Linked DNA regions of Homo sapiens: region 2 is linked to region 1. Evidence: chromatin loops called from intact Hi-C (ENCODE). Cell type or tissue: HCT116. All regions are shown on one strand. Links, peaks and the distances in the headings refer to the core of each region. The heading gives the core; the rest is flanking DNA. Region 1 overlaps N4BP1 (NEDD4 binding protein 1). Region 2 overlaps ABCC11 (ATP binding cassette subfamily C member 11).

The links. Hi-C counts contacts between places; a loop is a spot of excess contacts. Peaks named below come from ENCODE experiments on the same cell type or tissue, not always from the same donor. Only the 100,000 strongest peaks of a DNase experiment are listed, where the experiment ranks them.
Region 2: a loop joins it to region 1, with 11 times the contacts of the local background. A loop is called at or near these places in 22 of 110 quality-filtered maps.

Annotation. Positions count from the first base shown.
Region 1 is chr16:48,535,072-48,551,081 of GRCh38, forward strand. It overlaps N4BP1 (NEDD4 binding protein 1), which reads right to left. Exons shown (of 7, transcript NM_153029.4): 5 at 12,936-13,043; 6 at 11,076-11,183; 7 at 3,655-8,190. The coding sequence ends at 7,833. Among named protein-coding and RNA genes, the nearest start is that of N4BP1, 67 kb to the right of the region's middle. RefSeq lists enhancers at 1,264-1,633, 1,664-1,733, 2,494-2,563, 6,550-7,050, 7,051-7,551 and 1 more. In HCT116, for the core only: a CTCF peak has its summit at 7,284 (motif pointing left); no DNase peak of the experiment used is centred there.
Region 2 is chr16:48,223,116-48,239,125 of GRCh38, forward strand. ABCC11 (ATP binding cassette subfamily C member 11) reads right to left here. Exons shown (of 30, transcript NM_001370497.1): 2 at 8,708-8,824; 3 at 7,322-7,458; 4 at 4,691-4,849; 5 at 1,167-1,314. The coding sequence starts at 8,806. Among named protein-coding and RNA genes, the nearest start is that of LONP2, 13 kb to the right of the region's middle. In HCT116, for the core only: a CTCF peak has its summit at 8,870 (motif pointing right); a DNase peak (open chromatin) is centred at 8,906.

The DNA of each region.
Region 1 (16,010 bases), core at 4,244-12,243:
GCCTCTGTCCACACTGCAACTGTGAAACGAGGGCTCTCCACTGGGTGGCCTCCTCCTTCCCTTCTCAGCGGTGTGGCTGGCCCTGCTGGGCTCTCAGGTCCCTGGTGCCTGTGGGATGGTGACCAGGGTTTGCAGGGAGTGCACAGTGGGGAGGATGAAGGCGCTGCTTTGTGGAAAGAAGCTTGCAAGCTCAATGGGTACCAGCTGCTCTCCTCCCTCTTGTGCAGAAATTGTCCCCACATGTAATTAAGCCAGCTTCTGTCAGGAGGTGAGGACACACAGTGGGGCCAGGTCGGGAGAAACACCTGATGCCAATGCCAGCCCCACTGGTACTCAGGAACCAGGAGGGAGCCGGAGGGGTCCTGGCCTCCCCTGCTCCGTGCCCCACTCTGTGTCCTGCCTCTGTAGGGCCTGGGATTTGAAAACCACCAAAGGTCAGATGAGGCCCTGAGGGACCCTCGCTGGAGCCACATGTATTCTAGGGAACACTCACCGGCCTGGGTGCAAAGGTGCCTTCCTCACCGTGGGACTCAGGATGGGAAGGACTCTCCCAGGAGCCAGGCCCGTTTCTTAGGATTCAGTCCTGGTTGCAACCATTGCAACTACTCTTTAGTAGGGAGGTGTTTCTCAACCATGAGGGCACGCCGGGTCACTTGGGATTACCAGAAAACGTGGATGTCAGATTCTGATCTCTAGGGTCTGGGGTGTGGCCTGGGCAGCGCTGCCCCTGGGGATCCCAGTGCACAGCCAGGGTCACAGACCACCAGCTCTGAGGGCAGCAGCACTAGCCCTTGACAGATGAGGGCCCGAGGCCTTGAGAGGCTGCGTAACTTTCTCAAGGTCACGGAGAATAAGTGCAGGAGCAGGTGATGCCCTCACTCCACGGGCTGGCTGGGCATGAGGCCTTCAGAAGAAGGGCCATTCTGGTTGTTCTCTCCCTTCCCTGGCACTGTCCCCTGCATGAAGTGGCTGCTCAAGACCAGGGATGGAGGAACCCTGGAGGGGCTGGGAAGGTGCAGCATCCGGAGGGGATGAGGGGTTTGGGCCCCACCCCTCACCGGCTGGGCCTCATGTCCCTTAGCCACACAGTGGGAAGAAGTAAGGGTTCCCAGCCCTTCTCAGAGTGGAGGTGTGACATGCCAGGGATCCTGAGGGGCTGGCAAGGGGAGAGGGTCCTGCTGGCATTGAGAGACACCCTGGTTTGGGGGAAGTCCCCTGAGCAAGCCCACGTGCGCAGCTGCTAGGGGCAGGCTGCGGGAGGCCCTCTTCTTCCTGCTGCCTGTTTTGGTGGCTGAAACTTTAGACTGATCCAGGAGCCAGACAGGCGGGCAGACAAGCGCATTCTTTTTGGGGGAGGCCGCCGCCTCCTCTTCTCGCTAGAAGCAGGGAGGAGGGGAGGACAGGGCCTGCCCAGGCCTGACCCCAGACTGGGTTTCAGGCTGTGGGGCCAAGCAGGGCTCCCTGGGGACTCGGGGCTGGGGAAGGAAAGCCCCAAAGGCTGGAGTCTGCGGTTTGGAGTCCTGTGACTCTGGGAGCTGAAGCCACCAGGCAGGAGGGGGTGAAAGGGGGCTGGTTTAAGAAGCCCTAAGCCTCTGGGCTTTTGGCTCCAGCACTGGCTGTGGGTACTTCTGCTCTGTTTCTGGGCAAATCCCTGCCTGCCCAGTCCATTTCCCCAGTGAATGCCCCCAGCCCTGGCATCCTCGGTGTGTAGGGGATTGGAACCTGAGCCGGGAAAAAGGCCACGTACAGTTTCCAATCAACATCAACTCATCTGTGTTTCCCGAAATGAAGTGCAAGGTGGCTCTGATGCATACATGGGCTCACTCCTGACACAGCTTCTGCAGAACTGGTCAACTTCTTTAAAAAAATATGCTCTTGGCATCCTCTCGCAGGAACAGGGCTGGATACGGGCCCACCAAGCAGGAAGTGGGGAGGCAGCTTCCTTCCGCAGCCTCCCTGTGCCCTGAAGACTGACAGCCTTGACCCAGGTCTGTCATGGGCCCTCAATTCTTTTCCTTGAAGGGTGGAGGTATCTTAGGTGCCATACCAGCTGCTGAGTCACCTCTGGTGCAGCTTTGCCTTTCAGGGAGGTGGGATGGCCCATTGGAATTCAAATCCTAAATCCTGGACATCTTAGCTTGAAGAAATGGAAGTTCCTGAGCATCTCTGTACCTCAGTTTCCTCCTCTGCAAAATGGAGATAATAACAGCAGCACTTTAGGAGTGAGGTGAGGATTAAAGGAGACAGAAGCTTGCCGGGCACATGGGTGGTGAGGGCACGACACTGGTTGCCGGCCTCAGCTTTCTCAGCACCCTGCAGGCAGGCAGTGGCTGTGCTCACTTCCTCCGGGTGCTCTCTCTGGTGACGGCACCCGAGGGACTCTCCCAAGTGCCTGCCTTGTTCAAGGAACAATGCCCTCTCTAGAACAGCTGGACTTCCCATGGCCCTGCTGAGGCACTGAAAGAAATGTAGGCCCTAACCTAAGCACCCTCATCATTGGACCACAGGGATAAAGGAGTGCGTTCAGAACCTGGAGGATGACGGCTTAGCACTTGGAGATAAGACCTGGCTGGTGGGGGTGTGGGATGACCTGGAAGGGTGGCGAATAGTTAGGTAGGTGTCCGCAGGGCTGCTGATCAGAGCCCCAGTAGCAGTCACTGAGCGGGGCTCTGGGTTGGGCACAGTTCTAAGCACCACGTTTATTCCTCATGTCACCCTTGAAGTAGAAAGCATTATTATGCCTATTTTACAGGTGAGGAAATCCTCATCTGTAAAATAGGCATAATAAAATAATGCTTAGTTACAGTTCTGAAGTATACAGAAAGTCAAACTCCAAATGAACAGTGCTGGCATTTGCCCAACTAGGGAACTGGGGAAAAGAACTGCCGTCAGGGGACTGAAGAGGCAGTGGGATGGGCACAGAGCCACGGCAGCAGGGAACAGCTCGAGAGCCAGGCCGAGTTCTCTGCTGAGGGGCACCAGGCCTGAGTTTCAAGTTACTCAACTCCGAAATAGTTGGCCCCTTCCAGCATTTTCTGACTGGGGTGGATACTCCTGAAGCCCTGTTTGTGCAGGTCTTTGGACCTTTCTAAACAATCTGCAAATCCTTGCTAAAGACAGTAACACGTGTTACTCAAGACTCGATTTCAAAGGACGTAAATCCAACTGGAATGACCAGCTTAAGCAAAAAGTGTGTTAGAATACTGGGGTGTGGTGACGTCCGAGGAAGGGCTTTCCTGACAACAGGAACCCAAGGCTCATGCTGCCAGGAACCTCTCTCACGTCGCCGCTTCTTTCCTGCCACAGGTCGACTTCCCCCAGGGTGGAAAATGGCTTCTGACAGACCTGGGCCTGGCATCCCACGATTCCCACCACCACAGAGGAACTCCCCAGGAGTGACTTGGACTGGCATAGGTTGGGCCGGCTGTCGGCCCTGGCCAGGAAGCCTGAGTGCATCTAGTATGCAGCCTGCGCCAGGTACCCCTCCCCGGACCTGTGTGCCCAGGATGCCATGTGCTGGAGCCTGGCAGGGGAGGGAGAAGGGAGTGGAGTGACCCCAGCCCCACCCCACTGTCCCACTGCAGGGCAGTGGATTCCCGGCCTCTTACTGGTCCTGCTGCCAGATGCCGCAGTCAAGAAGGCACTGTCCTCCAGTTCAGTTGAGCAGACATTTATTAAGCACCTATCAAGTGCAAGGCACTGTGCTAGGCGCCGTGGGAAATACAGAGAACACAGGCGGTCCCTGCCCACGAGGAGCTCACAGTCTAGAAAGGGCAGCAAGACAGTACACAATCAGTGGCAGCAGCACCAGCCAGAGTGGCAAGTGCTCAAAGCGAGACACAAAGTGCTGTGCGGTCACAACATCATGGGGATGCTTCTGGCAGAAGCACTGGAAAGGAGACGAGGACTCAGGCTGGGCCTTCCAGGAGGGAAGCCATTTGGGAGAAGGGCATCTCTAGCGGAGAGAGGTCCATCTGCAGAGCCCACAGGTCATGGGAAACATGTGGCTGCAGGGAGAGTTTGGGGACAGTCAAGTATGGCTGGGAGGTGGACAGCCACGGACACTAAGCTCAGGAGATGTGAACTTTGTGGTCTGGTCAAACAGCCACTGCAGATCACTTCGCAGGAGGAGGGGTGACTAGAAGTATGTTACTGGAAGGTAAATCTGGCCACACTGCAGCATCTGGACGGCAGAGGGCAGCGCTGGGAGGGGCCAGCCAGTTAGGGCCCACCACCCCTGGGTGTCTGAGAGTGGGAGTAGCGGGCAGGGGCCAGCAAAGCACGAGGGCAGAGCAGGGGACCATACGGAGGGTGGGTGTGGAAGAAGGGAGGGGCCCCATGCAAGCTGCAGGTCTGGGGAGCCTGAGGATGTCATAGGGCTTCCTGGTAGAGTGGAAAGTGCACTCCTGAAGGTCAGGGCCAGTCACTACAGAGAGGGGACAGCGAGGAGAGGGACGGTGTGGCCCTAAGGGTGACTGCAGTTTCTCAACATGTGGTCCGTGGATCACCTGCATGGGAACTGCCTGGGGAATGCGCTCATTTGCAGATTCCCGGGCCTTCCTCCAGAACTACTGGGCAAGCATCTGCCGGGTCATGCCCGGTAACCTACATTCTTAACACCAGCTGCCCTCTCCACCACCACGAGCCCCAAAGGTGGGGAAAAGTCTGCAAGCCACCTGCAGAGGAAGAATAGGGTGTTAAGGACTGGCTTTAGGCAAAAAGAAGAGACAAAAAGAATGAGGGAGGTCTGGGAGTGAGGGAAGTGGTGGGAAGCAGGGAAAGTCCGGTCAAGCCATGTGCACCAAGACAGAGCCCCAGCGCGGCCTTGCAGCCAGGCACCGGGCCGTCCCCAAGGGCTGCTCTCAGTCCGCTTTCACTTGGTGGGCGAAAGCCACATTTGCAAACTGGGAAGTGGAGAGTGGGAGGTGAGGGGAAGCACTAGCAATGAATGAAGAGGATTCTTCCGGGAATCAGGCTGTTTCAATCTAAAACATCCAAGATAAGTGGAAACACTGGGGAGGAAGGTGATGAACAGACGGAGGTGAGCCAGAGACACCTCCTGGGCAAGTCGGCCAGGAGGCGGGAGGCGTGGGTCAGAGACACTGCAGGAACTGGGTGAGGACAAGGAGGTGCGAGGAAAGGGGTTGGGGGATGGTCCCACAGGCAGCCACACCTGAGGCGTGGGAGGCAGGTAGGAGCTGGGGGAGGGCGGGGAGAAGAGGGGTTTCTGTGTGTAGATCTGAGTCCTCCCTCACATCCCAGCCGTGCCACAAGCCGCATCGGCATGAGGCCGGCTCTCCCTTCTTCACTGGTCTCAAAAGCCACCCAGGCCCAAGTCCCGGCCAGACAGCCGAGCCTGCCTAGCAACGCTGACCGGCCGCCCAGGATGGCCCAGACACCTTCTGTCTCCTGAATGCAGCCTACAGGGGTTCAAACAGACTGCTTGCATTAAGGTCAGACAAGGCTCTTTTACTTCCAGAGACAGCGGCCTGGAGCCTCGGGAAGAATGTAGGCCCAGGAATCACCCAGCCCCTCAGGACAACCTCTCTGAGCAACAGACATCCTCCCTGTTGAATGAGAGTGACATCTCTGCCCTGCCACCTACTTTACATGGATGCCACGAAGTGGGAGAGCCTGAGCAGTAGACAGGGAAGAGGCGAGCGGCCCCACTGCAGGAGGTAGACAGGCTACAGATACTTATGCAGCAGCCACACTGAGGCTAGTACTGGAGGAGGCTGAGAACCAGTAATGAGTTCTTAATGGTTTGATAATTTGGGTTTTTAAATATTAAATATTAAATATCAGGGGTTTCGGAAGGAATGATGAATTCCGTCTCATGCTGTAACTGATGAAGGCAACCAATGAGCAATCCTTCCTTCCCATAGCCGAGAAAGGGAAAGGGGACAGGCCAATCCCTCTGAAGCAGTAAGTCAGAACACGAAGACTTACAGAACTCAAACATCAAAGGTCAAGTAGCTTCTAGCCAGGAAAAGTGGTGGCCCCCTCAGCCTAGCCAGCACCAACCAGCATGGGTGGAGACTCAGCCTGGCAGTAAGGGCATTTCCTGGGTTTCCTCTGAAGCAGAGGAGAAATAGTGGGTCAGCCAGGCTGCTGGACTGAACCATGAGCCAGAAGGCCAGAATCACTGCAAGACAGCTCCAGCCCGCACACCTCAGTTGTGCTTTTGAAAACAGGTACAAAGCTGAGGCATGGGAGCTGTGACTGAAGTCGCCCTCCTGGCTGGCCTCGTCTTCTACCTCTGCTTCCACAGCTGGGTGACTTGGCCATAGGCCCAAACAATGGACAACCAGTTCCACATTAGGAGGCATCACGGACGCATCTGAGAGGAAACATGATTGAAGGACAAGCTTGGCCTCATGGAGGGCTCTGGATTCATCCCTTGAAGAACGCAGTGATCAAACAAAACCAAGAAGCAGGCCTGGAGGGAGCACTCTGGGATGCCCCCAAGTCCCCTCACCATTTACAAACCAGCACTGAGTTCTCAGCCTCCGCTCCTCAGGACTAGGAGACAAGATCCGGACAGGCAGGACAGGCAGCAAGCCGACTGTGAGCAGCCTGGGGGCGCAGGTGTAAAATACAAAGCCCTTTGAAGGTCCAGACAATAAGAGTAAAGATGTTAAGATTGCCCAGGAAAAGAACTTCACTGACACTGAATTTGGGCAACACCTAGAACAGACAATATTAAGATATCAATTCTGAGAAAGACTCACAGGAAAGGCTGTTTAGGAGGACACTAGAGACAAACACAGGGAAAATAAATACAGGGGCTCTGGGATCCCCCCACAGAAGCTACTAATGCTATTTATTGGCTTGGGTCACTTTTGAGAATAGAAAACCATTTTTTGGCAAAGCTGTACAAACTCCACATCAGGGCGTCTCCTGCAGTTGGGGACACAAGATGGCCACAGTGACCGGGCTCTTCATTAAACTTCCTCATAACCCGCTACGGTGTTCAGAAGCTAAGACGTGACTTCCAGAGCCAGGCCAGGCATGTGGAGGCCCCTGACTGTGGGCGTGTCAAGCCCTGGCTGGGGAGCCTGCTGCCTGCCCGGCCACTCCTCAGCTGTGGCTGTGGCTGTGGGCATGGCCGGACGGCGTGCACACTGGGCCGTCCCCTTTTGCGCAGGGTGGAAGGGGGAAGGAGGGTGGGACTCCATGGGCTCCACGATGTCTTCTAGCCCTGGTATTCTGTGAGACTAACTTCGCCCTGGTCATTCACCATGGCTAGGCACCAAGTGCCATCTAGTGGCACCGCGGGTCCACTTTCACAACACTCCAACCAAAGACTGCAGAACAAACCAACTCTTACCCACTTTAACTCCGGGGGTGAGGGCAGAGGAGGCTGGAAGGGTGAGCACACTTCATGGTAGTGATGGGACATACTCATCTCAAGAAAATATACTTTAAGACGTCTTGCTTTCCTTAAGAAAGCAACACTTTTTTTTTTATTTATTTATAAAGGCTAACCATATCCATTTGTCAATATTTTCGGCTTTAAGGAAAATAGTTTAAAAAACATAAAAAGGTAAATACACTCAAGAGTAACTGCTATTAAACAGTTCTGAACAGGCAGAAAATGTAGACTTTCCTTTAACAGAAAATGTTAAATCTGTAATAGCAGCATAATTTATATATAGAAAAAAGCTGGTTTTGAAAACCCAGATTTATACCCAAAACATTTTTTTTCTGTACAACTGCGTTTACACTGGGAAATAAGTTTCTTCACATTATGTTCATTCCCATCAGGTACAGGTGTGAGCTTGAGTTTGATCAGCCAGCCCTGAGCGCAAGCTCAGCGCTCAGCACAATCTTCAATCCAACACCATGGCAGAAAGCGCATTTAGATCTTTCATGTATGGGTGGGCCACCAAGATCTGGTCTATTTTCAGTCTTTGCTCTGAGTCAGGGAAGATCTTCAGAAGGGCTTCCCTCAGCTCGTTGGTTTCTGCAGAAGATCTCTGAGCTGGCATGGGCAGGTTCTGCTGGAGACTGGGGAGGGCTGGCAGCAGTGGGAAGTGGGGCTGCTGAGGGAGCCAGTGGCTTGAAGGGGCTCCCTGAATCCGGGTCGGAGGCTGGTGGCTGGTGCTGGCTGCCTGGGTGCCAGGGACTCTGAAGCTGGGGTCAAACATGCCCACATTTGGCAGGGCACTGAGTAGGGGCTGCATATCTCTGTGAATGGAAGTGAGTCCTGGTGAGTTGGGTTATAAGTAAACAAAAAATCATAGAGCTATTTTAGAAGGTACCTGCGGCAGGCCTTGAGGCTCAGGATGCCGCTCCCTGGCTTCCAAAGGCAGGATGCAAGACTGAGGTGGAGATGGTGCCATGAGACACCCACAGAGGAGCCTGCGGGGATTTCACTGACATCACCTCAAGGCGTGCCAGGGAATCAATGCGCTCTATGAGGGAGCACCACCCTCCCAGGTCTTCTGCTGTGAGGACTGACCCCATCCAGCTGTTTGGCTCTAACCAGGGTACCCTTGGGAGCTTTCAAAAGGTTTAACAGTGTCTTACTCTTCTGAAGATTTTGATTTTGTGCAGGACCCTGATTAATAGAAATTAGAAGAGACTCCTTTTGGGGAGAGTGGCAGTCCCCACCGACTCAGTCTAGATGAGGTGTGGGTGGGTGCCCACACTTGTATGCACATGGGTATGTGCGAGTATGTGTGTACAGGGAGGGCATCTGTATCGCTCAAAAGCCTCCCACTGGACTCGGCCTGCAGGCGAGAAATGAGGCTAGCTGAAGTTTCCCCAACTTCAAAAGCTCAACTAACTTCAACAGCCCCTCTGTGATGGAAGTGATTCCCAACTTCTTAACCGATTTCTGAGCCGCTCCACAAAGAGCCACCAAGTGAGAGTGAAAAGGCAGGCAGGACAGACCCCGTGCCAGGTTGCTCAAGGAGCAGGAGCAAGCAGAGGACTCTCCTTCTGGTAACTCTGACCCGCGGACCTGATTGATGCTCTGACACAGGCCTCGGGCCTGAAGCCCAGCAGGGGATTTCCAAGTTCAGATGTGGGGAAGCAAAATGAGATGGACTGATGAGCACAGCAGGTGTGGAAAATGGCTGCCATTCTCTTCATGTGGGTAGAAAAGCATGGCATTTGGGAATTAAGTCCTCGTCTGTGTCATAAAACCCAAAGGCTCAAAAGAGAAATGATTCACAAGACCAGGGAGTTGAAATTGTAGTGGTCTCCTAGGTAGAAGAGACCACCATGTAAAAAAAGAAACCCATCACCACCTACCACTGAATCCAAACCTACAGCTCCCAGTGGTTCCTGTTGCAAATGGAAAAGATCAGCTGGAAAGTGTGACTGCCTAAAAATGCTGAGAGAGCTGTGTGTCTTCCTCTCAGCTTAGACCCCCCATCACACCCCCATGCAAATACCAGCTGGGAATGCACAGAAGTGCAGCCTGGTTTAGTTTTTAAAAAGAGTAAACATCAGTCATGGGGTCATATGATCTCCCTGTTAGGTTCACAGGAATCTTTAGTTAATGTCTGTTACCTAAGAATTATGAAAACAGAAACAACCACTAACAAGGTGTCCTAAAAACAAAACAAACCCCAACTACAACAAAGAAAACCTAAACTACCAAATCATTTTCAGATAAATATTGAATACTGGCTTTTCCATTCAGTGAAGGTAGAAAGTAATGGTCAGTTCCCCCAGGCAGTGATTCCTAAGCAGTAAGGAAATTAATATAAGCATAACATGTTCAAAGCAAATGACTTTAGAAAGTGAATGTAAAAAGACACTCACACATACAAAATGACCCCATCAGGCACTCGTGATTCAGAGGGAGAGCTCTCACACATACATGATGAACCTAAGTAGTATTCGCCAGTAAGTGACCACCAGCTTGGAAAACTAGCTTTGTTTTTTTGTTTGTTTTTGAGACAGAGTCTTGCTCTGTAACCCAGGCTGGAGTGTAGTGGCACGATCTCGGCTCACTGCAACCTCCGCCTCCCAGGTTCAAGTGATTCTCCTGCCTCAGCCTCCCAAGCAGCTGGGATTACAGGCACGCACCACCACACCCAGCTAATTTTTGCATTTTTAGTAGAGCCAGGGTTTCACCATGTTGGCCAGGATGGTCTCGAACTCCTGACCTCAAGTTATCTACCTGCCTCGGCCTCACAAAGTGCTGGGATTACAGGCGTGAGCCACCAAACCCGGCTTTGTCTTTTTAAACCTACAAAAAGGCTGGGCGCAGTGGCTCACGCCTGTAATCCCAGCACTTTAGGAGGCCGAAGCGGGTGGATCACCTGAGGTCAGGAGTTCGAGACCAGCCTGGCTAACATGGCAAAATCCCGTTTCTGCTAAAAAAAAAAAATACAAAAAATTAGCCAGGCATGGTGGCGTGCACCTGTAATCCCAGCTACTTGGGAGGCTGAGGCAGGAGAATTACTTGAACCTGGGAGGCGGAGGTTGCAGTGAGCCAAGATCGCGCCATTGTACTCCAACCTGGGCAACAAGAGTGAAATTCCATCTCAAAAAAAATAAATCAATAAAAATAAACCCACAAAAAAAGTTTGGCTCCTGTCTTTTCCTAGGATGAAAACTGAAAGGACTATAGTTGAAAATCCGGGATGCTTGCTACATTAGCTTCCAAATATATGAAACCAGCACTAAATTTAAGGCTTAAAAAAAAAATTTTGGCCAGGCATGGTGGCTCATGCCTATAATCCCAACACTTTGGGAGGCTGAGGAAGGCGGATTCCTTGAGCTCAGGAGTTTCAGACCAGCCTGGGCAACATGGTAAGACCCTGTCTCTACTAAAAATACAAAAAAAGAGCTGGGCATGGTGGTATGCGCCTGTGGTCCCAGCTCCTCGGGAGGCTAAGGTGGGAGGATCGCTGAAGCCCAGTGGGGCAAAGGTTGCAGTGAGCCGAAATCACGCCACTGCATTCCAGCCTCGGTGACAGAGGAAGACCTTGTCTCAAAAAAAAAAAAAATAATTTTTTTAATGTCATTTTTAGTCTATAAAGACAGCACTTGCACTAAAGCACAAAGAATTGAAATAGAAGTTTTAATACAAGACAATCTGAAAAAGGAAATACCTAAGACAGACTTCCTTCTGAAGAAACTCCTCTAATCGAGGTCCACTTCTTCCCAGAGGATCATCGGGAACCATAAATATGTCCCCCACGAACGTGTACTGCAGCAGCCTACAACACAGAACACCATGAGGCTGAGAGACAGGGTCCTCACTGCCCAGGGCCTGCGTAAGGATCCCAAAGCAGCCACCTGATGCCAAAGCAACGGTCAGGTCAGCCTACAAATCCTAAGACTGCTCAACTGCCTAAAAGCGGGGAAAACACCCAAGTCAAACCCTTTTAATTTCTGTTTTGGACACAAAAACAATAGTCAGAACGTTTTATCAGCTGGCCCTCAAATTTCTCATTAAGACTTGCAGATTTGTACTGGGCTTAGGAAGCCGCTTCTTCTTCTAATATAACTTTCAATATAACTTTGAAAAATAAGATTTAAAGACTGTCAGCTTAGGACACAAATGCTGAACAAATGTTTAATTTTTGAATAAAACTGGTAATAAATGTGTCCATAAGCAAATCCACTGAAAATAATATTTTTAAAAAGGAAAACCATATATGAATAAAGGAAATCTGAGGTCTTTAGACCACTATTTATCATATCAGGGGAAAACAGAAAATAAAATAATTTTTAAAAGTCCAAGTGCCTGTGCTTGTTGTCCAGGTCTCCTTTCTACCTTGTTTTTGTGAATGCTGAAAGCAACAGCTTGGCTGGAGAACACCAGTCTTGACTGCATTTAAACCCTCCATGCATACATGGATGAGTGTCAATAAATACTGACAATGAGCCCAGGCAGAGGTCCAACAGAAACATGCCCTACAAGATTAGTAGCTCATTAACTGTGCCCAGAAGGTCAAAGACCAATTCTTGGTTCAGCTATCAACAACAGCTTTTTAACAGCATAGGTGTCAAAATGCATACAGTAATTAACTCTCACCTGGGCATTCATAACACAGAATCTTTTTCTAAAATCTTCTAATAATTTAGGAAAATATAAATAACAGGCAAGGTGCAACTGTGAAATCCCAACAGGGATAAATATCTAGTTATGCTAACTATATTGCAAGTTTTACTATATATTAGTTATACTTAGTGTGGGGCATGCTTACTTTATGTTTTAAGATTTCTGGTCTATATCACTTGTCCCTGGCACTATCAGACTCTTGCTTTCTATTTTAAATAACTGGTCAGGTGATACTGGTTAACCAAAAGTCCTAGAAGCCAGTGCCCACTGATCTTAGGGCATTTTTCAGCAGTGGACACATTCATAGTATTATTACAAATGAAAAACAGCAGTGAATGCTAAACTCTTGACATAACTTTGTTTTATTTTGGATGATATCTAAAGATGTTTTCAATATAGATTATTAAACTATGACTGTAAAAACCTCCAGAAAAGCATCAGATATTAAAAAGTGGAAATATTCTCTCCAGACCATGAAGAAGTGAAAGCCCAGTCAGCACACATTGCTTTCGGTCCTTTCCTCTTGCTGGAATCCCAGTTGTCATCAAGTTCACCCTTTCACTTCACAGCTGAGTAAAATAGGAGGCCGTTTGTGCTCCATCACACTTAACTGTACCTCCTGCTTCATGCAACAAAACTCTGATGCCCTAGAAGACTGCAGTGACAGCAGAGCATGCCCACACTCATCACTGCCAGCTCTGCTGCTCTGTGCTGGGCCCCCGCTTACCTGGAGGGGCCAGCCACCTATGAAGTGGGAGTGCAGCACAGTCTTATGATACTTTGGTCCCCTATATTGCCTTCTGTGGAGCCAAGGAATATAGAAAACAAAACGAACAAAATGCACACAGAAACAAACAATTAAAAACAAAACTTTTCTGACCAAAGACAAAGAAGAAAATATTACCTTTTTGTAATAATTTCTCTCCAAGAGACTGACTCATTCACAAATTCTCTGAAATTATCATTTGTCACAATTATGCCACCAGTTTTGTCCGCTAAGTGTAGTAGAAACCTATGGTAATATAAGAGAGTTTAAAATCAGCAACAGGCATCCTTGGCTCAGAGAAGCCATGTTATAAGAAGAGAATATTTCCTCTTCATAGGAAAACCATCAAAGAATTTAACCAAGGCTAGGCCACAGAAAAGTTTAGCCCCTATCAACTGAAGATCAATCAGAATGGTGAATATCTCTAAAATTATTAGCGTGATTACAAAATAGATTGTCTTTCATACAATTTCTTTTGTTAAATGATCTCAACTATAATTTATTCAAAAGTTGTATTATCAATAAACAGTGTTAATAAGAATGCATGAAGACCAGAGCAGAGAATGAGAGCTGACAAGCCTGTGAAATCATTATTCAGATTTAAGTTACTGAGCAACAGTATTTTGGTTCTAAGATTAGCTGTTTAGTACAATCAGCCTTACAATTCTTTTTCCTTTTTAAAAATTCATAGGTTCAAGCCGAGTGTGGTGGCTCACGCCTGTAATCCCAACACTTTGGGAGGTTGAGGTGGGCGGATCATTCAAGCCCAGGAGTTTGAGACCAGTCTGGGCAACATGGTGAAACCCCGTCTCTACAAAAAAATACAAAAAATTAGCCGGGTGTTCCCTGTAGTCCCAGCTACTCAGGAGGCTGAGGTGGAGGATCAGCTGAGCCCAGGCAGGTGGAGGGTGCAGTGAGCCAAGATCGTGCCACTACATTCCAGCCTGGACAACAGAACGAGACTGCTTCAAAAAAAAAAAAAAAAAAAAATTCATAGGTTCACACTGCTCTGATTTAAAAAGAGGTATCTAGAATTGCCATTTTGTTTAGACTAAGTTATAGATTCACTCAAATGGAAGATATGACAGGATACATGGTGATAAAAAAGGGAAAGGATGAAGCAGTAAAGAAGACTTCCATTTCACTGCTGATTATTCATGCTTAGACCCTCTTAATAAGAAATCTGTGAGGATGTGAATTTTATCCCTTAAATTAGGGTGACCACATTTGTCTAAGGCAATGTAGACAAAGATAATAAAAAATAAATTAAGGGACTCACTGGAATTAAAGGTAAAGACAACTGCTTTTACTAGCAGTGATGAGTACTTAATGGGGATTTAAAAAACCTCATTAGTTTCAGAGATCTTAGAAAACCTTGGAAAATAAATATGATTTAGTTCTTTGGCTTTATTAAATAACATTTTACAAATGATTTCTAACTGGTGTGAGTTGTAAGTGGTAATGTTTGCCCAGAAGTATTAACAAAAATAGGCAGTAAGGCTTCTGAGTTCATGTACCATGAATGAGAACATATATGCATGTTCTCTAAAAACCCAAAAAGCCGTATCAGCCAAGCAAGAGCTTAGTCTGCATACTTGTACGTGTGTTCCAACGCTGCTGGTGTTAGAATGAAGCTGCTGTGTTAAAGGACCTGAGCCCTGCAGGGTCCCTGCCCGTGTCACAGAGCTGAGCAGAAGTGTCCTTCCATTCCGCCTTCTAGTACTTCTCACCTATCCCCCCCGGCACCCACATATGGTATCCTCTTTCGGCTCTTCCATGCCACCTGAGTCTCACCCATCAGATCTGGTCTTGCATACCAGCCTGGTGCAGGGCAAGGGACTGTCAATGAGAAGGCCCTTTTGGTGAATGAATATATGTCTGCTGTGGTCCCAAGCCCCCCATCCCTCTGCCCAGGCCCTCTTTTCATCTCTTACCCATTTGACTATCATTCACTAGCTTGGGTCACAAGCTAAACACTATCTTCAATGGAGTGGTGTTTTGGTGGAACACAGGCGAAAACACCAGGGTTGTTGTTAGTGCTATAAGCCAGATGAAAATAAACAGGGCAAATGCAGGGGAGAAAAGAATAAACAGCTACCACTAGGCTACCAAATACTAGTAGACTTGCTACTAATTTCATACCATGAGGAGGATTTTAAAAACTGGTCCTATTTCCATTGGTTAAGTTTAGAACCTTCTCTTATTCAACCACAGCAAAACTCCCTTCTGTTACTTATGCACACGTCTTCTCAAAATTCTTTAGGGCAGAAGGTGCATCTGAATCATGCATGTCCCCAGAACCTACCTCGGTGTATCAGATTTGGTTAGTGCTCAATAAAGTTTTTAGAAAAAATTTAAAAAGGGCCAGGTGCAGTGACTCATGCCTGTAATCCCAGCACTTTGGGAGGCCGAGACGGGTGGATCATCTGAGGTCAGGAGTTTGAGACCAGCCTTACCAACATAGTGAAACCCTATCTCTACTAAAAATACAAAAATTAGCCAGGCCTGTGGTGGTACATGCCTGTAATCCCAGCTACTTGGGAAGCTGAGACAGGAGAACGGCTAGAACCTGAGAGGCGGAGGTTGCAATGAGCCAAGATTGTACCATTGCACTCCAGCCTGGGTGACACAGTGAAACTCTATCTCAAAAACAAAACAAAATATTTAAAAGGTACAGACTAAATCTTGGTGACTCAGATGCACTAGTACCTGCTTCCTGAGTTATATGCCAAGCTAAGAAATGCAGGCTTATAGGCCGGGTGTGGTGGCTCACACCTGTAATCTCAGCACTTTGGGAGGCCAAGGTGGGCAGATCACCTGAGGTCAGGAGTTCAAGACCACCCTGGCCAACATGGAAAAACCCCGTCTCACTGCAACCTGCTAAACTAAAAATACAAAAATTAGCCGGGCATGGTGGTGCTTGCCTGTAATCCCAGCTACTTGGGAGGCTGAGGCAGGAGAATCGCTTGAACCCAGGAGGCAGAGGTTGCAGTGAGCTGAGATTGCGCCACTGCACTCCAGTCTGCGTTGACAGAGTAAGACTCCATCTCAAGAAAAAAAAAAAAGAAAGAAAAGAAATGCAGCTTACTCCTATCACAGTAGGGTCAGTTCAGACACTTCTATTATGTAGAAGAAACCCTGAGGACCCAGGCATTACAATAACAGGCTAAGTCACTGACCAAAAGTAGACTGAGAGGAGATAATATTTGAAAC
Region 2 (16,010 bases), core at 4,790-12,789, 310 kb before region 1:
CAAAGGTGTAGACAGAATATAGGAAATCCAACAAGGCCTGGTGGAGCACCATGAAGCTGGTGACAGCAGGGAACAGTGGCCTCCTTAGACTTAAGGGGCAAGAGCAGGAAGAGGTTCTGTGGCCCAAAAGGGGTGAGGCACACAGAGAGGGTCTGGACAGGAGCTCTGGTCACCAGCCTCCAAGGACAAGGAGGGAGGCCGCCTGGGGAATATGTATCTTGACCTCATCTTCTTCCTCCTTCCAGTCTCCTATTAGAATCTCCCACCGGTCAACCCCAACCAGAAGCCAGAGGGCAGTGGGGGTCCATTAATGTGATCCACATTAGGGGCACAGGGCAGGATGGAAAATGATGGAGAGTGGATCTAGAGGACCCGGCACCTAACTGTCACCCGACTCAGTTATCTCTGTTCTGTCATCGACTGCTGTTTCTTCCTGACCTACCTTCACCTCCCCGTAGCTGGTACCAGTGCCTCAGTTTTCTTCTGGGAAGACTCCCACCTCCCCCATTGGTGCAGTCTAGGCTGGACTGTAAATCAAAGTACCCCGCTTCTTCTGGCCAACCAGTGATCATGTGACCCCAGCTGGCCAATCAGACTCTTTCTCTCATATGAGACTCTTGGGCTGAGGAACTGGAGAATGATGGGAAATAGAGCACATTCATCCCAACCATGTTACCTGGAGAAGACCATTATTTCCTGCTACCTACATTCCCAGAGTTGCTCAGCCATTTCTCAGAGGAGCTAACATGTGCTGAGCCAGGCCATGTTCTAAATGCTTTATATACTTATCTCATTTAATGTTACCCTATGAGGCAGCTCTCCATTTTACATGCAAGGGTTTCCATAAGGTCTACACCTGAGGGTCCCATGGGATTCCATGGGGAAACCAAGTCGCAGAGAATGTGACTATATTGCTAGAAGTCACCCAGCAGCTAAGTGCCAGGGACATGGTTTGAATCCAAGCAGTGGCTACAGGGCCACTCCTTGGTGGTTAGCTACTCCTAACCACCATGCTCTACTGTCCTCAAAAGGTCTTCATTTTCTAGACAGCAACTGAAAGACAAATGCATCTCTAACTCCTGGCATGGACTTGAACATGCCCGCAGTTCCATCGCTAAACCTCTGAAGCCTAGAGTCCCCCAAACCTCACCAAGTCTGCCACTTACTGGCCCGAGTACACTGGCAATGCAGAAGCAGATGCCCAGAAGTGCATCGAAAATCAACCTTGTTCTCTGGAACCTCAGCATCACCAGAAGCACTGAAGCTTTTTCAATCCCTCGCCTTGAGACTTCTTCTTCCCAAAGGCGGTGAAGCCTTGAAAAGAGGATAATGGAACTGGTGGAATCTCTTTGCATGTGACATCCAAACATCCTAGTTCTTGCTAGCCAGGAGCTTTGTTGCAGAAATTTTCAAACATAACAGAATAGAACAATGTAGTAATCTTCTGAGTACTCATCCCCCTTTCCAGAATCAAAAATGTTTGACATTTTTGTTTCATGTCTCTTCCCTTTGACTTTTGTTTCCTGGAGGATTTGAAGCAAATCTCAGTCATCATATCATTTTATCTCTAAATGCTTCAGTATATATCTCTTTCAGATAAAGTCCTTTAAAAAACCATAGCACAGGGCCAGGCGCAGTGGCTCATGCCTGTAATCCCAGCACTTTGGGAGGCTAAGGCGGGTGGATCACTTGAGGTCAGGGGTTCGAGACCAGTCTGGTCAACATGGTGAAACCCCCATCTCTGCTAAAAATACGAAAATTAGTTGGCACGGTGGCATGCGCCTGTAATCCCAGGTACTTGGGAGGCTGAGGCAGGAGAATTGCTTGAACCCAGGAGGCAGAAGTTGCAGTAAGCCGAGATCATGCCACTGCACTCCAGCCTGGGTGACAGAGTGAGACTCCATCTCAAAAAATACAAAAAACAAACCAAAAAAAAAATAGTAACAATAAAATAACACTACAGTCGGGTGCCTGTAGTCCCAGCTACTCGGGAGGCTGAGGCAGGAGAATGGCTTGAACCCGGGAGGTGAGTTGAACCAGTGAGCCGAGATGGCGCCACTGCACTCCAGCCTGGGCGACAGAGCGATACTCTGTCAAAAAAATAAAATAAAATAAAATAACACCACAGTAACAATAATTACTTAATGGCATTTAATGCCCAGTCTGTATTGAAATTTCTCTAATTATTTAAACATGTCTTTATAGAGTTAGTTTCTCTGAATCAAGATCCAAACAAGGTCTAAAGGAGAAATCTGATAGAACTCTTGAGCTGCATTTTAATCTGTAAGCGTTTCCCCTTGTCTGCATTTCTATGCCATTTATTTGTTGGAGAAACTGATTTTTATTTATCCTGTAGGATCTCCCACACTCTGAACTGGACTGATTGCATCTCCATGGTGTTGTCTAACATAATTGTTGATCCCTTGTGCTTCCTAATAAACTGGTCACTAGACCTAAGGCTTAATGAAATCCAGAATTCCAGCCGTTTGGCAAAAAAAAATGTAAGAGGTGATGAGTGTACTTCCTGTCGCCTCACATCAGGAACCACATGATGTCTGGTGTCCCACTTTTAGGAATGTTGGTGGGGATCAGTGGGTTAAGGTGTGTCAGCCTGGCTCCTTCATTATCAAGATCTCCAACACTGATGACCATTGCCTAGCGCCACCTCCACTAGTGCTGGAAAAATGATGAGTTTTCTAATTCTTCCATTCCTTCTGTATTTCGTAGTTTGCGTATATAGTGAGATCTCATCTTTAAACAAAAAACAAAAACGGAGTGATTGCAAAAGTGTTTGTGGACAGACATTGTAAGTAACGAAATTAAAAAGAGAATCAGTGAACTGGAAGAGAATGGAAAGAAATCAGGAGATCTTGTACTCACAATGGTTAGAGAAGAACAAGCAAACTCAAATTGACTTAGCTGGTTACCTATTAAGCATCAAGTGTGTTTCCAGGTACATTATTATTATTATTATTATTTGAAATGGAGTCTCACTCTGTCACCCAGGCTGGAGTGCAGTGGCGCAATCTTGGCTCACTGCAACCTCCACCTTCCGGGTTCAAGCGATTCTCTGTGTACTTTAAAAAATGAATTTATCACCTCTTTTGTTTCTTGCAACAATCCTATGAAGGACCATGAAATAAATTTATGATCCACTTTTTTTTTTTTTTTTTTTTTGAGATGGAGTCTCACTCTGTTGCCCAGGCTGGAGTGCAGTGGCGCAATCTCGGCTTACTATAAGCTCTGCCTCCTGGGTTCACGCCATTCTCCTGCCTCAGCCTCCTGAGCAGCTGGGACTACAGAGGCACCCGCCTCCATGCCTGGCTAATTTTTTTGTGTTTTTAGTAGAGATGGGGTTTCACTCTGTTAGCCAGGATGGTCTCGATCTCCTGACCTCGTGATCTGCCCACCTTGGCCTCCCAAAGTGCTGGGATTACAGGCGTGAGCCACTGCACCCGGCCAATCCATTATTTTATACATAAAGACACAGGGCCCAGAAAGGGAAACTTGTCTGATATCATAGTAAGAGGTGAGATTCTGACTAATATCTGGCATTATCCAAAAAGTATTTCCTGGAACCATTTCTTTTTTTCTTACCAAATAGGTCTGAGAAGGAATGGGTCAAAGTTTACCCAGTTTCTGTACTCCATGTGAAAACATGTGCCTTCAATGTGTTAAGTTGCTTTGTAAATCTCCAACACCTGGCTATAACACAACATTTCACAAACTCCTCTGACTACTGAATGCTCTTTATGGGGAGGCTCTTATGAGACTATAATTTCCAGAACACATTTGGAAACTCATTTTCCACCTGGTATCTCTCATGAAGCAGCTAGAGGTAGGAACATGAATACAGGATCTTTAAAATCACATATTCATATTCTCCCACCTTTTGTCCTCATATTACCGTGTGTGGTGGGTGGTACAAGAAATTTAATCACACAACTAGTTAGCGGTGGCTTGAGCACTGGGAGACTGGGCCACTTACCCAAAGTAATACTCAGTGCCACTGTTGAATGCCTGATCCAGAAGAGAAAATCAAAAGGGACTAGAAGTGGTCATTTCTAACTTTCTTGGGACAGGTGTGGTGGCTCACACCTGTAATCCCAGAACTTTGGGAGGCCAAGGCAGGTGGATCACCTGAGGTCAGGAGTTCAAGACCAGCCTGGCCAACATAGTGAAACCCCATCTCTACTAAAAATACAAAAATTAGCCGGACGTGGTGGCAAGCGCCTGTAATTCCAGCTACTTGGGAGGCTGAGGCAGGAGACTCACTTGAACCCAGGAGGCAGAGGTTGCAGTCAGCCGAGATTGCACCACGCTGCACTCCAGCCTGGGTGACAGAGAAAGACTCCATCTCAAAAAAAAAAAAAAAATAGTGATAAAAATAAAAGAAAAAAATGAAAAATAACTTTCTTGGGTTCACAAGCCTTGTGGTAAGTCTGATAAGAGATGTGAATTCTTGCTCCAGAGAAAGATCTCCAGCCCGTATGTACAAAATATCCATACCATTTTAGGAGATTCATGAACCCCACGTTAAAAACCCTCACCTAGTATGAGGCCTCTTCCTACAGGAAGAGCCAAGTCGTCTGGCATGGCCCCTCCCTACCACCCTTAGGCATCTCTGGTCATTATCCCACCAAGAGATTGTCTTTTAACCTATCCACTGGTTTGCCCAGCGCAGCTTCACCTTTGGACATTTTTGTCTGAGGCATCATGGACTGACAGTGGAGGGATGGTGTTCTCATCTAAGCGACTCCGTAAGCTTTGGATCATGAGCGGGGTGAGCCATGACACGGTGAGGTAGGAGAACAGGCCAGCATTGTCCAGGGGCTGGGGGGCAGGAAACCTAGTAGAGGGGCCACAAGGATAAGAATGAATTCAGGATCAAGATTTTGCAAGGATGAATGACAACCATATTAAAACACAACGAGGTTACCCAGATCTACACACAAACATGTTTTCATGACTCTTATTTGTAAGTTGAAAATCATAAACAACAAAAGTGCCCATTAATTGAGGAATTATTTAAACAAAAAGAGAGAAATTATGATCTACCCATACTATAAAATGCAAATGCAATGTAGATGTTTGGGGTTTTTTTTTTTTCAATAAGGTTTGTTTATATGTAAAACACAGGAAGAGTTCCAAGCAAAAGCCAAAAAAAAGCCACTTGCAGATTAAAAACTCAGTATTGGCTGGGCCCAGTGGCTCATGCCTATAATCCCAGCACTTTGGGAGGCCGAGGAGGGTGGATCACCTGAGGTCAGGAGTTCGAGACCAGCCGGGCCAACATTGTGAAACCCTGTATCTACTAAAAATACAAAAATTAGCTTGGTGTGGTGGTGTGCACGCCTGTAATCCCAGCTACTCGGGAGGCTGAGGCGTGAGAATCGCTTGAACCCGGGAGGCACAGGTTGCAGTGAGCCGAGATCACGCCACTACCACTCCAGCCTGGGAGACAGCGCACGACTCCGTCTCAAAAGAAAAAAAAAACTCAGTATTTTTTTCACTTATATAAAAAAGGAAGAAAGGAGAGAAAGCAGACAAAACAGTATGTACATTTATATCACATTGCTGATAGTGGTTGACATTGAAAAAGGAGTTGGAGTTGACAAAGAAATAGGAAGAGAGGTCCTCAAGGCTTTAATTCTTCTGTGAAACTTTTACAAACAATAAAATTGAATACATAAATAATTAAAGATGATAAGGTATTACCTTTAAGAATGATTTACAAATACCAAAAATGACTAAATTAGGGTATTGGGATTATGTGTCATTTTTCCACTTTTTTTTTTTTCAAAATTGCCTTTAAGTTTATGTGTTTCAATGGGAAGAAAATGCAATTCGAAAAGAGACTTGAGGAGAAAGATGGGAAGATGAAAATGCCGAACTTATAAGATTTCTTTTGGGGGGTAGGGGAGAGGGACTATGACGTCTTTTCTCTACCCTTTCATATCCTCACAGCATTCTCAACAAGGCTGGCCACATGCCATTGCCAGGGATATTGGAGCAAGGAGCGGGTGAGGGGAGGGCAAGAGATTGTACCATTTGTGATCACAAAAGACAGGGCAAGACCTATGAGCCAGTGCTAATATCTTAAAGCCCCAACAGAAACAATATATTTATCTAAGATGAGGTTACCCAGGTGAATGAAAGTACCAAGGTTCTTTGTTCTTGGTGGAGATAACATAATTCAATATGGTAACAATGTAACTAGTATTGACAGAAGCTCAGATTTTAAAAATGGGCAAACAAATGCAGTTTGTTGATAGATAAAAATCTTAGAAAACATGTTGGAAATCAACTTGGTTACTCCCATAACCAAGGCTGGTAACTTTTTTTTTTTTTTTTTTTTTTGAGACGGAGGCTCGCTCTGTCACCCAGCCCGGACTGCGGACTGCAGTGGCGCAATCTCGGCTCACTGCAAGCTCCGCTTCCCGGGTTCACACCATTCTCCTGCCTCAGCCTCCTGAGTAGCTGGGACTACAGGCGCCTGCCACCGCACCCGGCTAATTTTTTGTATTTTTAGTAGAGACGGGGTTTCACCTTGTTAGCCAGGATGGTCTCGATCTCCTGACCTCATGATCCACCCGCCTCGGCCTCCCAAAGTGCTGGGATTACAGGCGTGAGCCACCGCGCCCGGCCGGCTGGTAACTTTAATGTGGCCTTTGAGAACCTGTCTGATCCGCTTGCCTCTGCAGCCTCACCTCATGCCACACCCACATCACACAAGACTCTCCAGTGACACTGGCCTCCTTCTTTCTCAGTTCCTGGACACATCATGCTGTGTTCCTTGCCCCTCCAGGCAAGGCTGTCCCACAGGCTGTTCCTTGATCATTCTTCTCCTACTCTTGCTTAGGAAATTCTTGTTCTCCCTCTAGGTGTCACTCAGCTTAAGCCACTCAGAACCTACCAAGTTGTCATGGTTCTCCGGTCCCTCAACACTCGCATACTTCTTCACAGCACCTTCCTCAAACAGCTTGTAATCATGTCATGCACAAGTTTATTTGCTTATTGTCTTTCTCTCCCATGTGAGGTCCATGATGGCAAAGATCACGTCTGTTTGCTCACTGTTCTTCCCCTGTGATGTAGCACAGTGCCTGGCACATGTAGGTGCTCAATGATCCTTTCTGTATGAATAAATAATGAATGAATGGCTATGACGATGTGCCTCCCTGGTGTGCCTCAGGCTGCTCTGAAGGGATTTGGCTGTGTAGGGATGTAGTTATGCAACCTTCGTGAGAGGTCTAGTTGGGAGGGTTGGGGATCATTGCCCTGGTGGATACAGCTCTCTCCCACCACCCCCATCAGGACTCACCTCGGCTTGGGACGGAAGGGAATCATGGTTCTCAAGGCAGCATCATACTTCCCCCACGGTGGGACAGCTGCCCTCCCTGGAGCCTCAGGATTTCTCTCTTGCTGACTCCAGGGGCCATCTTGGAGAGTATAGGTTTTCTTGGAAAAGAAAAACAAAAGAGCATCAGTTTCAAATCTCGTAAATTCTGTCCTGAGGGAATGTTGGACCAGCTGCCCATGGAGAAATGGATTTTTCCATATCCTGCTTCCTAAAGAAAGGCTTCCATACCGAGAATAAGCAGGGGACCGAGAGTCAGGGCAACTGGATCCCAGCACTCGCTCTGACCCACATTTGCTGAGTGAGTCTGGCCCAGTCACTCTACCTCTTTGGATTTTTATCTGACAGTAAACAATTTAGACAGGAATAAAGGGTGCCATAGTTAGTTACCTGCAGAATGAGGGACCAAGTCACTCTTTGAGGGTAAATCTACTAAAAAGAAACCAACAAGTAAAAAAGCAAATCCTAAAATATTATATGTTTCCCTTTTGACAACTAAAATAAAAGGACAGGTAATTTTTAGGACTTCATATAGAATAAATAATATATTCTATATAAAATAATACTTTTTAAAAGCACAGCAAGGATTGACAGAAAGAGATTCAGAATAGTGGTTACATCAGGTAGGAAGGGTTGGGGAATGACATGGGGGAAGACCAATTGCTGCGTGTGATTGCCAAGGTCCAAGCTGATGTATTGGTGATGGGTTTGCAGATGCTTATTATTATTATTATTAATATGAGTAAATGCATAGATAAATAGGTAATAGGTGATAGAGAGATAGATACAATCTAATCTCTATATAATATTATGCATAGAGATATGCATAAACCATGAAGGTATGCCATGATGATGGATTATAATTGATCTCATTGTGGAAGCCTGAGGTCTATTTGAAAAAAATCAAGAGTAGCTGGGTGGGGTGGCTCATGCTTGTAATCCCAGTGCTTTGGGAGGCCAAGACAGGAGGATGGAGGCCAGGAGTTCATGACAAGCCTGGGCAACATAGGGAGACCCCCATTTCTGTGAAAAATTTAAAAATTAGCTGGGCGTAGTGGTATGTGCCTATAGTCCCAGCTAGCTACTCAGGAGGCTGAGGTGGGAGGATCATTTGAACCCAGGAGGTGTCAGTGAGCTATGATTGTGCCACTGTACTCTAGCCTGGGTGACAAAGCAAGACCCTGAGTCAAAAAAAAAAAAAAAAGAGAGAGAGAGAGAGCAAAAAGAGAAAAGAAAAAAAATTCAAGGGTAAATAAGTATGGGAAGAAATTGTTTGACGTAATTTATGACCGTGGAGAATATTCTGCCAACTCAGTTTCCTGGTGTGCTGATGCTAAGAGATCTACTTACATAAATAAGTCCTGAAACCATGTCATCGCCTATGTCGATGCCACGATTCACGAGGCCACCAGAAGAGTTGGGCACCCAGTATGTCCTCTTCCTAGTCATTTTCAGTTCCTGCCAATTCTTCGTTTCCCAGAATCAGAGAATATGAAAAGACAGCAGGAGTTAGAAGAAGCTTAGATCTCGCCTTGAGCAGCCAGAAGAGGGGGCACTACCCTGCAGGGAGCATATTGGGGCCATGCAGAGGTTTGGGTGCCTGCTCTTTCCTCTCCTTAGCCTGTGCTTGATCCCTCTTTTTAAACATCTTCTCAGGCCTCAGGCCCAAATCACTTAGTGAAACCTTCTCTAACCACCCTCCCCAACCCACCCCCAACACCGCACCCTTGATCCTGGGCAATCTCCTTTGATGTATCAAACCCCTGCTCATAAAATCAGTCTTCTTGCTTTATCCCAGTCTTTAACTGTGTATTTGTTTGAATCATTATTTGTTCAGACTTCATTTATGCACTACACAGAGAGCCTCATGAGCACAGGGACATGTCTGCTTTCCTCGCTGTTGAATTTCCTGGGCCTGGAACGTGCTGGGAGGAGAGCAGGTGCTCAATAAATGAAGAATGAATGGACACATATGTGAATGAAAGAAACATCATTTTCCCTGCTTTCACTCTTGGTTTTCACAGACCCCAGAAGGAATCTGGGGACAAGTTAGGAGACTTAAATAATCAGGGTTCTTTTTTTAAAAAAAAAATATGACTTTCATATTTGTTTTTCTGAGTATGTGACTCACTCCCTGCTTGACTCAGAATATTCATGTGCCTGGGACAGGAGAGAAGGTAGTAATTAGGAATATTCTGAAGAGATGGAAAGAGAAAGTGTGCAGCAGAGCCAGGGCCATGAGGGTGCAGCCTGTGCCCCCCAGGGCCCCACACTCAGAAGGGCCCCAGGCTCAGTTGAATGCTTTTCTGTTGCCATCCTGAAATTCTTAATAAATTTGAACAAGAAGACCCACATTTTCATTTTCATTTTCATTTTGCACTGTTACCCACAAATTATGTAGTTGGTCCTGGTGTTCAGATATAGCTTTTACCATTCAAATACTGAGGCTGGGTATGATGGCATGCACCTGTAATTCTAGCACTTTGGGAGGCTGAGGCGGGAGGACTGCTTGAGCTCAGGAGTTTGAGACCAGCCTGGGCAACATGGCGAAACCCTGTCTCTACCAAAAATATAAAAAATTAGCTAGACGTAGTGGTGCACGCTTGTGGTCTCAGCTACTTAAGAGGCTGAGGCAGAAGTATAACTTGATCCTGGAAGGTGGAAGTTGCAATGAACTGAGATTGTGCCACTGTACTCCAGCCTGGGCAACAGAGCAAGACCCCATCTCAAAAAACAAAACAAAACAAACATTCAAATATTGGATTGTACTTCAAGCAAATAGACTGCAAGCTAACCCATTACTTTGTGAGAAGTTACTCTAGATTTCTTTGTCCCACTCCTTCCCATCCCACTTCCTTTTACCAAATCACAACCAGATCTGGTAGAGTCAGTTGCTGGAATTTTCCTACAGACCATATAAGATAGGCTTCCCAGCCAGGGCACCAGGCCATAGGCTTACTTGCCATGTAGTGGTAGAATGTGGACACTTCAGGGATGATAGAAAAGAGAAAAGAGAGAGAAGGAGGTGTATTAGATAAGAGAGAGTGACACACACTCTTTACAGCTCTGGGAGGAAGACTGGCTGCCATGAACCAGCCTAGAATATAGCTGCATTAAATTAAAACTGGCATGATTCCCTAGAATGAGGCCCTGTGGATGGGGCCACGGTATATTGCTGTATGATTTATTCACACACAAAGATCCCCAGTAAAGGGAATAGAGCAAGGGGTGGAGGCAGCAAATTTCAGAGTGCAAGTCTCATATCCTTGCAAAGGGCTGCCTCAGTGCTGTGCTCATAAACGTTTATATCTGTAACAAACCTGTGGTTGCAATTGGTGATTAAGTATAGTTCCAATGCTACTTGACATTTTGCTCTATGTTAACAAGTAAGAGGAAAGTGCAATACCAGAGATATATGTTGGTTGAATCTTCACTCATTTGCCAATGACCTGAGTAACTTTGCTGAATAGTTTTCAAATGCTGAAAGAATATTCCCTTATTTTATTTTACTACTCACAATGTAATGGCTACAGGCACCACACACTTGTACATTTAATCTGCATTATTAACATTTCCTACATTTCTTTCTTAAGACTAGACAATCAACAAAATGATAAATCCAGCCCTGATATGTAGCCTTTGCCTATTTCTGTGGTGTAAACACACCCATCATGGCCGATTTCGTGATGTGATACCAACATAACTCCACTGAATGCAGAGCTGGGAAGAGATGCGCAGCACGGCATCATCATATACTGTTTCTACCATAGAGATATAATAGATGTAAGTAACCTCAGAAGTATAAATAACAGCAAAAGGTAGCAAAATAAGTAGGAAATGATACATTTTGAGTATTATCTTTGTTTTTGATGTAATTTATTTAATTGTAAGTTTATATAATTTTTTTTTTATTAATGTTTGTGTTTAGCAGCTATGCTCTCAAAGTTCATGAAAATTTGACCGATGATTGTCATGAGGCAGTATGAACAGGTACTAGCCGACCACTGTGGCATCCATCTTGCGAGAGTGCTGCCTTTTCCTAAATCCTCGTCTTGCCGGGCACATCATTTTCCAATTCACTTCTAAGTGCTCTATGGGCTGTGGCTGGCTGTGCCTGGTGGTTAGCTTTCTTGGCTTCCCTGTGGTATAGATGGGAACAAGAAGTTGCTAAAAGTCTGGGTGAAGGGCTTCCCAGAAGTGTCATAGTGGACAACCCAGGTTGCAAACAGCTGAGAGTCATGGAGAGATCTTGGAGGGGGTTATGCTGCCAACAGAAGTGGGACAGGGGAGGCCTAGCAACTCAGAGAACATCCCCAGGTGAGTGAGCCAAAAAAGGATTACTGTGCAAGCCAAGATCCAGCTGGCTTGCAAAGACAGCAGGACAGGCAGTGAGCAAGTAGACAAAAGACCTCCCCTGGGAAAGCCTAGGAGCAGAGGTCACTGTGCCCAGGTTCCTGATTCTTTCTCTGCCAGGTGACAACTCCTAGACAGAGCCTTTAGTGAGAATTATTTGATAAAATGACTTAAATTATTGGCTCAAACAAGGTCTTAAAATGGTAAGCCAAAACATTTATTTTTCCCTCATTAACCAGCAAGTGGGGGATCATGAGGAAGACCAGATTTATAAAGACCAAGTAAAGAAATTAGATTTTCTCTCACCTTTCAGCTATAGTATGATTTGCCAACCTGGTTTATTCAAATACACCTGCAAAGAGAGGTAACGAAGGTTTCACAACTAGAGATGCAAAGAGATGCAAAGAGATGCAATGAGGGTTACTCATCACATTCTGAAATTACCATTTCTTTCCTTGTTGGCTTATTTGTTTTCTGCATACCTCATTAGAATGTAAGCTCTTTGAAACCAGGGACCTTGTCTGTCCTGTTCACAAATGTGTCTTTGGATCTAGAAGAGTGCCCAGCACATAGTGTGACTCTTTCCTATTCAAGATTCATCCAGGAAACTAACGACATGGAAAATGAAACCCAACGAAAATTAAGAAAATGCAAACATTGTAATAGTTATGTTTGCAGAACATCAGTCGCTCATCCCAAGCAAACGAGCTCGAGCTCAGCCACACATTAGCTTGGGCCTCCTTCCAGTTCCATGGGGCCCATCTCCACTTCCTGGACTGACCAGGGGAATTCCCTCCAGAACCTTCCTTGGCAGTCCCGGAAGCATTCCCTGGACTCCCAATTCTCTTTCCGGAAGAAAATGGAGCTGGAGTTTATTCACTCTAATTGGTGTAAGACCATCATTGTAGTCAGGATGGAAACCAGGACATGACTGGGAATAAAATAGAGAGGAAACAGCAGATGCTTCCAGCCCTGTGTTTTCCCAATCCCCAGAGGCAAAGGTCAGGATGACAAATTTGGTTTGGACGTGGGTTGTTTGCGTATGGTGAAACAGACTGTGAACAGGAGGGGAGCCACTGGAGCGGGGTAACCTGTATCATGGGCTTTCTGGAGGAGCTGATTTATTTCCATGTTCTTATGCAGCAGGGTCTAGTGTCCAAGATCAGAAGGTACATCAGTGGTTAAGGAAGTGTCCAGGGCAAGGAGCCAGAAGCACCTGCCAGCTGGGCCCTAAAGAAGTTTAAGTGATTAGATCTTACTCCTCCTGTACCTCGCCCTGTGCTATTTAACTTTCTCTGCTCTTAGGTTTATTTCCTTCTGTTAGTTTCAGTAGCTTCAGGAGGGCATCTTGTTGCCTGAAGAATCCCCACATCTCAGTACCTGGCCTTCTCCTCAATTTCAGAAGCTAGGATGATCCTCTCACCTTGATCTTTGCATTAGTCCTAATATCTGACAAGAATATTCTCCTCCCACCTCCTTGCAGAGCTGGTTCATTCTTGACATTCAGGACTCTACTCAAATGCCACCTCCTCAGAGTAACCTTCCCAGATCCCCTCTCTCCATACCACCTTCTGCATATTTTCCTAATCTACTTCCTTTACTCATCACATTCTGAAATTGCCATTTCTTTCCTTGTTGGCTTATTTGTTTTCTGCATACCTCATTGAATGTAAGCTCTTTGAAACCAGGGACCTTGTCTGTCATGTTCACAGATGTGTCCTTGGGTCTAGAAGAGTGCCCAGCACATAGTATATGCATAACAAATATTCAATGGATCAATGAATGAAGTACATGCAGAGTCTGTCAAAAAAGGAGCTAGGAAAGCCACACAGTCACGAAAGACTTCACATTTAAATTCTTGGTGTTCTCCAAAGTAGGCTGACACATCCCATCACAGAGATACAGTGACAGGATTGAAAGAGGGTTTTCATCAAGCAGGCAGGTTAAACTTGGGCCTATTCCCACACCACACCACATCTTCTATAGAGCAGCATTAATTTGTGTTTTAAAAACTAAATCCAGCCATTATTATGTGAACAGAACATTTATATAGTATTGTTTATTGTGGTTGTTGGGGCACATGTATGTATTAGGCCATTGATGCCTAGTGTTCCATTATGGGAATGCTAAGCATGTGAAAGTTATTTATATCCTACTGCTCAAGGTCATCACCGAGGTCTGATTGCAAAAATCCAAAAAAATTGCAACCTCCGGCATAAGTGGGTTAAAATTATTAAACATTAGTGTTTTAAAAATATACCATAAAGTTTGTAAGCTGGTTTTAGAAGTTCTTTGTTAAAACTCTGGAAGCCTGAATGAATGCAGCCCCTCCCCTCTTACCCTTGGAGAGACCCTTGATGAAAAGGTAAGCGCTTGGGAATCTGGGCCACATATGTTTTATCTCTGTACCACCCTCAGAATCTGTCACAAGGTAGGGCACATTGTACATATCCAGAGAAGTGAATGAGACCCTCATTATAGCCAGGATCTTCAGCTACTGGCTCAACCTCTCTCCAGGCCCTGGTGGCTTAGGCCCCAACCTAGGATAATCCTTCTCAACTGTTTTTCCTTAAATCTTCATGTCCAATCCATCAGCATATTCTCTTGAAGCTACAATCAAACATAGCTTGACAGCAACTGCTCCTAGTCTAAGTCATCACTTCTTGCCTGGACAACTGCAACCACCTCCTGACTGGCCTCCCTGCTTTTGATCTTAAATCCTTACGTTCCATTCTCCACATAGCAGTCAAAATTAACTTTTGAAAATATAAGCTAGATAATGTTATTCCTCAACTTGATCTCTCCCATGGCTTCCGTCAGGTTTAGAGTAAGACCCAAACTCCTTACCAGAGCCTACAGAGCCCTCTATAATCTGACTCTGCCCACCTTATTGCAACTGAAATCACTAGGTCCCAAGCTCAGACATTCCAGGAACAGGTTCCTCAAACACCCTAAATTCATTCTAGCCACAGGGTCTTTGCAAGTGCTGCTTTTTCTGCCTACAACAGTGCCCTTGGCCCCCACCCCCTAATCTTTGCATTGATTTATGCTTTCTCATACTGCAGGGCTCAGTTCAAATGTCGTCTTTTCAGAGACCTTCCCTGACCATCTAAAAGGCTTATTACTATCCAGAAATATTTTCCTTATTTCTTTCCTTGCTTATTGTTTGTTTTTCCCACTAGAATGTCAGCTTCATGAAAGCAGAAATCTTGTCTGTCTGATTCCCTGATGTATTCCCCATTACCTAGAATAGTGTCCAGCACATCATAGGTGTTCAAAAAATATTTTTAGTGAATGGTTATTGAAATGAATATTAAGCAATGTGAAAATGATGTTCAGTGAATGAATGAAAGAAGGTGGGATCCTGTCAGACAAAGAGCTTTAGGCAGGAGCTTCTAAGTTTCTATATTTGTGTCTCTCCCACAGCACCTAGTAACCTGATTTCTCTTTCCCTTATCTGTTGCACACATATAAACACACAGTTCTGTCTGCCCTACCTCATACTCAGATGTCTATGGGTCTGTTCCCCTGGCTGAGAGATGCTTGAGAGTAGGACCTTGTTTTGGGACCTGTCTACCCTTCTGCAATTAGCTCAGGGCCTGGCACTGAGAAGTCGCTTAACAAATAACTCTTGATATGAATGGACTTTCAACTCCTTCTGGAATTCTGAAAGCACTGCTGGACTTCACATTGGAGAAAATGTTCCACCTGCAACCTAAGGCCAAACCCAAGTCAAATCTCAACATGCAGAAATGGTCAAATCCAAAACAATTCAAGCAAAAAAAAACAAAAAAAAGATAATATTATCGGATTAGAATCCATAAAAACTAGGCCGGGCGCGGTGGCTCACGCCTGTAATCCCAGCACTTTGGGAGGCCAAGGCAGGTGGATCACAAGGTCAGGAGATCGAGACCATCCTGGCTAACACGGTGAAACCCCGTCTCTACTAAAAATACAAAAAATTAGCCAGGCTTGGTGGTGGGAACCTGTAGTCCCAGCTACTTGGGAGGCTGAGGCAGAAGAATGGCATGAACCTGGGAGGCAGAGCTTGCAGTGAGCCGAGATCTCGCCACTACACTCCAGCCTGGGCGACAGAGGAGACTCTGTCTAAAAAAAAAAAAAAAAAAAAAAAAACCATAAAAACTAAATATCTGTAAGACCATACTAACATTAAAAAGTAATTGAGTAAGTAAATAAATGGGGGAGATGGAACAGCTCTTTCTTATAGTAGAATTCTAAATAATAAATGTAAAATTACACCTACAACCACCTGATCTTCAACAAACTTGACAAAAACAAG